2 separate regions of the Homo sapiens genome follow, and region 2 is linked to region 1. A link is an interaction called in ENCODE POLR2A ChIA-PET data of the cell type or tissue named here. Cell type or tissue: CD4-positive, alpha-beta T cell. All regions are shown on one strand. Each heading gives the region's core, and the rest is flanking DNA. Links, peaks and the distances in the headings are about the cores only.

What was found. ChIA-PET counts read pairs that join two places held together with the same protein. Peaks named below come from ENCODE experiments on the same cell type or tissue, not always from the same donor. Only the 100,000 strongest peaks of a DNase experiment are listed, where the experiment ranks them.
Region 2: POLR2A ChIA-PET joins it to region 1 with 14 read pairs; 9 of 35 experiments call an interaction of 5 or more read pairs at or near these places.

What each region holds. Positions count from the first base shown.
Region 1 is chr3:152,241,915-152,244,837 of GRCh38, forward strand. It overlaps a transcript of MBNL1 not described here. Among named protein-coding and RNA genes, the nearest start is that of MBNL1, 26 kb to the right of the region's middle. RefSeq lists enhancers at 1,592-1,651, 1,782-1,911. In CD4-positive, alpha-beta T cell, for the core only: no CTCF peak of the experiment used is centred there; DNase peaks (open chromatin) are centred at 1,186, 1,547, 1,937 and 2,437; H3K4me3 peaks cover 2,034 bases; H3K27ac peaks cover 2,296 bases.
Region 2 is chr3:152,308,976-152,311,898 of GRCh38, forward strand. All of the region lies in intron 2 of MBNL1 (muscleblind like splicing regulator 1), which reads left to right. Among named protein-coding and RNA genes, the nearest start is that of MBNL1-AS1, 41 kb to the left of the region's middle. In CD4-positive, alpha-beta T cell, for the core only: no CTCF peak of the experiment used is centred there; DNase peaks (open chromatin) are centred at 242 and 1,136; H3K27ac peaks cover 1,175 bases.

The DNA of each region.
Region 1 (2,923 bases), core at 250-2,749:
GTTTCAGTCTAGAAGAATGAGAAAGTTCTGGAGATAGATGGTGGTGATGGTTGCCTAACAGTGTGAATGTACTTAATGCCTCTGAACTGTACATTTAAAAATGGTTCAAATGGTAAATTTTGTTAAATATATTCTACCATACACACATACAAAAAAGATATAAGGGCTCAAGTCAATGTGGGCAACTTTCTCAAAAAGTTCTGATGAAGAAAAAGAAAGTAATATGACAAGTCAGTCAGAGGAGGAATTTTTAATAGGGAAGAAACTTGAGCATATTTATCAGCCTGGAAGGGATCATTAGAGAAGAAGAGAAGTAGAGATATACATCCACTATTCAGGCAAAAGGTACACAAATATTGAGGAAATACATTAAAATTACAGCAGACATTGAGGACTATGCTTCCAGAGTGTGACTGGGTCTTTGGGGACTGATAAGCCTAGTGTTTTATATAATGATACCCAAATACAATAATATTTAAAATTTGTCTAAACACATAGAATCTAAGCAATTTTAATCACATTGACAACTTCTCTGTAGGGATTTCCTTATAAGTAGTTCACAAAGGAATTCAAATAAAATTTGATATCAATGACATACTGGGGTTTTGTTCGTTTATTTGTTTTTGTTTTTTGTGCGTTTTATGGAGGGGACAGCTTTCTGCATTTGGTTTATTTAACTTCCTGCAAACTCACATTAAGTATGAGTTTAGGTGAAATGGAAAATATTTCAGCTTCTAATCATCTCCTAATTACTCTGTTTGTTTGTTTTTGAGACGGAGTCTCACCCTATGGCCGAGGCTGGAGTGCAGTGGCAGGATCCCGGCTCACTGCAAACTCTGCCTCTCAGGTTCAAGGGATTCTCCTGCCTCAGCCTCCTGAGTAGCTGGGATTACAGGGGCCTGCCAAAGTGCCTGGCTAATTTTTGTATTTTTTTTAGTAGAGATGGGGTTTCACCATGTTGGCCAGGCTGATCTCGAACTCCTGACCTCAAGTGATCCACCCACCTCGGCCTCCCAAAGTGCTGGGATTACAGGCGTGAGCCACTGTGCCCAGTCTAAGTACTCTTTAATGCCTCTTTGGACATAAGGTTAAATAAAAAGCAAAGAGTGTGGTGCAGTGACAGCATGATAGCTTCTAAAGTCCAGAAAGTGGTTCTTGCAACATGTGGAGGTTTGCATAATTACTGTATTGCTCTTGCAATCCATCTCCTTCTTCCCCAATGAGCAAGGGAGTTTGGGAGCAACTGCCACACATAAAAAATGAAGCTACACATTGGCTTCTATTATCTGGCAACCTAAACCCATGATAAATATATTTGTATATATCCTTTTATTTGAATTTGGCAGTAGTACTTGCTTTGATCAACTTTTTTATGTCTTTTTTCAACCATTGTCCCTACTGTCCTTTAAATATTCTCATTTACTACTCCAACCTGTAAGAAACTTAGCCAGCTAAATGTTCAGTTTTGCAGGATCTGCACCTCTGCACCTGTTTTTTACTCTTGTGGCTGAAGTAGTGAAAGACCATAGTTCATGTGTAAGTAACAGTTTCAGTTTTGCAGTGCTTTATCTATATGTAACAGGCAACTATTCATGAGAAAGGAAGTTTGAGACTTGTAGGTAAAAAACCGCTACCCAAATTCCAGGAAAATGTCTGTTTACTGGAGGTTTTTTTTTTTTCTTCCTTTAATAAGATGCCTGTAGTCAGATTAGCATTTGTGTCATACTTCAAAGACTTTAAATTAATTAGACTTGTAAAAGCAAGTTAATTCCCATATATCAGCTGGACAGTTTTCTTCTGCATAGAGCAATGTTTTCTGTGATCATTGAGCCACACAGGAGATGCTTCCTTATGTAAACGAGCACTACTTAATCAAGTATAGGTTTCTTTTCTTTTCTTTTCTTTTTTGAAATGGAGTCTCACTGTGTCTCCCAGCCTGGAAAGCAATGGCCGCGATCTCAGCTCACTGCAACCTCCGCCTCCTGAGTTCAAGCGATTCTCCTGCCTCAGTCTCCTGAGTAAGTGGGATTCAGACGCCTGCCACCATGCCAGGCTAACTTTTGTATTTTTAGTAGAGACGGAGTTTCACTATGTTGGCCAGGCTGGTCTTGAACTCCTGACCTCAGGTAATCTGCCCGCTTCAGCCTCCCAAAGTGCTGGGATTACAGGCGTCAGCCACCGTGCCAGGCCAACTATAGGTTTCAATAGCTTAACTTTTCTAAAATTTGCTTACACATATAAACATGCATATACTTTAATTATATATGTGTACAGGCACCAATTATAGCCTGTTGCTGTGATTTCAAGTGTAAGCTTTATGAATAATTTTCCATGCCCCATAAAATGGATAAAGCATAATGACTGTTATTTCATAACTTCCTCTTTTGGTGGACTATCCTTTTGCAGAGGAAAAAAAATAATGTAACTAGAGAAGAGAGTTGAGCAGAGAACTGAGCTCTTTGAAGTGCTGGTAGTTTGTCTCAACCCATGAAGCAGCTTAACAAGCAACTATAACTAAGCATAGAGGTAAGAACAATTATTTGCTATTTTTCATTTTATTATTTGGATTGCTATTTATATAGCAACAATTTAAATGCTGGCCACATTACAGTGTAGATTAGATAAACCTGATAACTCTTTCAAGTAAGTAACCGACATTTTAAATAAAAAGTTTAATACATTTACAAAGCTTCAGCTTCACATACAAGCTTTTAAAAACCTGGAAAAATTTAAAGTTTTCATTGATCTCCAAATTATTTTACCTGCAAAATAAAACGTTATCTTTCTTGTGTATTTGTAATTTTGCACACAATTTAGTGCTGAAGAGGCATTTGGATTATTAACAAATTTGATAACTTTTCTTCTTTCCCAGCTCTAGATTATTTCTAATATTCTCTCACAGATATACTTTTGTTCATTTTGC
Region 2 (2,923 bases), core at 1-2,500, 67 kb after region 1:
TAACAATACAGTCCTCAAGGAGCCGGTTACTAACAGGGAGACTAGTATATTAGGTGGTGGCGGCAATGGTTAGGAGGGGGAAGTTTCTCGACAGCAATTGCAGGGTCAGTGAAAGAGATACTTGAGGAAGAGAGAAAGAAATGGCTCTGGTGGTTTATCTTTCCTTTTTCCCCTTCCCTCTCTCTCACACTATTAATTATGACATCACAAGTGGGAATAAAAGAACTAGAGGGAATCCCCAGTAAAAGACTTCACATAGCCACAGGCCACCAGACTGTGGCAGCTGTCCCTGAATCATCATGGGTCAGTTGGTAACGACCTGTATTTTAACCCTAGATCACAATTTTAGGCCCAGCAAAATTGTTCTGAAGCTGTCTAGATTTATTAAGCTATATTTATATTTTAGTTTATGTTAATATGAGGTTGAGATCCAAGACCCTGTTTTCTCCAGACCTCATATGAGTACAGTATCTTAAGTTAGAATTTATCTCTCTGCATAAAAATCAGACCTAGTGCGTAGGCTTCTGGATCTCAGAATCACTTATACTTAAGTCCAGGCTGTTCTCAAATAAGGCAAGAAGCATCTGCTGTTAATAGCTGACAGTAAATTACACAAAGTAAAACATGGAAAATTAAAGTCAGAAAAGCTAGGAAGCTTTTCTATCATTTTCAATTTTCTGCAAAAATACAGACATAATCAGTGTTTAGGATCTGCTTGTGATGGATAAATTACATCTGTAATTCCTTCTTTTCCATATTACTGCATTCAGACGATAATTTGCTTTCAGATATCTTTGCTCATCTAATCGTTCATAGACTGGAAATAAGTAGTAACATCTCCCAATCCTAGGAAGCATTTATAACTAGTCTTTGCCTTTTTGGGTGTTGATAGACTAGTGGTGATTATAAGCTTTCGAGCTTCTGAAAAGCACAACGAAGATTAAAATAATCATAGGATAATAAAATACTTTAAAACCCTTCTAGTCTTTAATTTTAAAATGTTCCAGTAGAACACAAATTTGCTCAGGTAACACACAAGTAAGCATTAAATGCCTTCCTGTGTATCTGAGAAGTTTGTTATGAAATATTTTGGAAACCGCTGCATAGTCAGTGTAGGAGGAGCAGATGAATTTTAGCTGTGGTTATGTGTGCTGTAAAAGACTATACGTGCTTGTATTAGTCAGAATGAGTACACCACTAATTTTTGTATGGTAAGAGATTTATACTAAGCTCATCATCAGTTTCTATAATTCAGTGAGATAAAACTGAGTCAGATTGATTTTTAGGTAGCACATGTAGAAACAGCTAATTTTATTCCCCTGATTTGATCCTCATCTATTGATTATATAAACTAAAGAAGCTAAGAACAATTAACCCTTACGAGGTTACACAGTCAGGAGATGCTGAACTGAGATTCAGTGTAGAAAGTCTGTCTTCAGAGCCTATGCTTTTAGTCTTTATGCTAAGTTTAACTTGTTTAAATAGCAAGATTATGAAGCACTATACAGTGACCTCGTATAGACAAAAATATAGTATATTGATTATTAGAGAAACTACATATTAGACTGTTGTACATACGTGGGCAAGTATTTGTTAAATCATTTCAGTTGCCTAAATTTAAGCAACTGTGCTGTTTAAAACATGCTCATTCACATTTTTTCTTAATCTAGAAAGTCACTTCTGAATAATTGCTTGTTTAGATTTTCTCATTTGGTGTGGGAAATTTATATTAAAATTTTAACTAATATTCTAACAATACAGAGTCTGAACCTAAAGTCCAGAAGAATTTTAAGTCATGCCGCAGACAGGATGAACAGTATAGCAAATCAGAATAATAGACTGTTTGGGGGGGTTGGGGGGAACCCATGAGAATTTCAGGATTTCAAGATAAAGCTTGGAATTGAGGTAAAGGCATCAGATAAGGAAGTGTTTCATTTCATAACTTTTTTTTTGCTTGAAATATAATATATTTTAAATCACAAAAGTAGTATAACTGTTATTTTTCTAATGCACAGAACCATGAGACTTTTTTTTTTTTTTTTTTTTTTTTTGAGACAGAGTCCCACTCTGTCGCTCAGGCTGGAGTGTGGTGGTGCCATCTCAGCTTACTGCAACCTCCGCCTCCTGGGTTCAAGCGATTCTCCTGCCTCAGCCTCCTGAGTAGCTGGGATTACAGGCATGCACCACCATGCCCAGCTAATTTTTGTATTTTTACTAGAGGTGGGGTTTCACCATGTTGGTCAGGCTGGTATCAAACTCCTGACCTCGTGATCCGTCTGCCTTGGTCTCCCAAAGTGCTGGGATTACAGGCGTGAGCCACTGCGCCCAGCTCAAGGCATTATTTTATAAGAGGCTGAGATTTTATTCATCTTACTAGGCATTTATTTATATTATATTGTTTCTAATATATGCCTAGTAAGACAGAAATATGCTTAAAAACCTTTGTAAATCTTTACAAGTTGTACTATATTAAGTTAAAATCCAGATGAAACCATTCACCACCTCTTTGACAATGATTCATATATCTTATTGTATGTCATGCTTGTTTGTGATTTTGAGTATTACATTTCAGAAATTTTCTAGGACTAAAATTTCAGTAGTTTATTTTAATTTTTTGTTTATTTGTAATAATTATCAATAATGCTGAAATATTTAGATCTAGTAGGTAGAATTTTTTTCATGTGAATACATTAATTTTAATGATGTATTTAAAAATAGCTCACACTATTCTTTTTAAGACTTTTGTTATATGTAATTGGACAAAAATTTGACCATGTAAATATAAGAATCGTTGATTCTATTTTGTTCATGATATGGCATAAAGAGCATGTTTGCTCTCAAAAAACATGGGTTTGAGAAGATGAAATTTCTGGGCATACTGGGTATTTAGTAGCTATCAGATTGTAATCCTGAACTCTTAAGA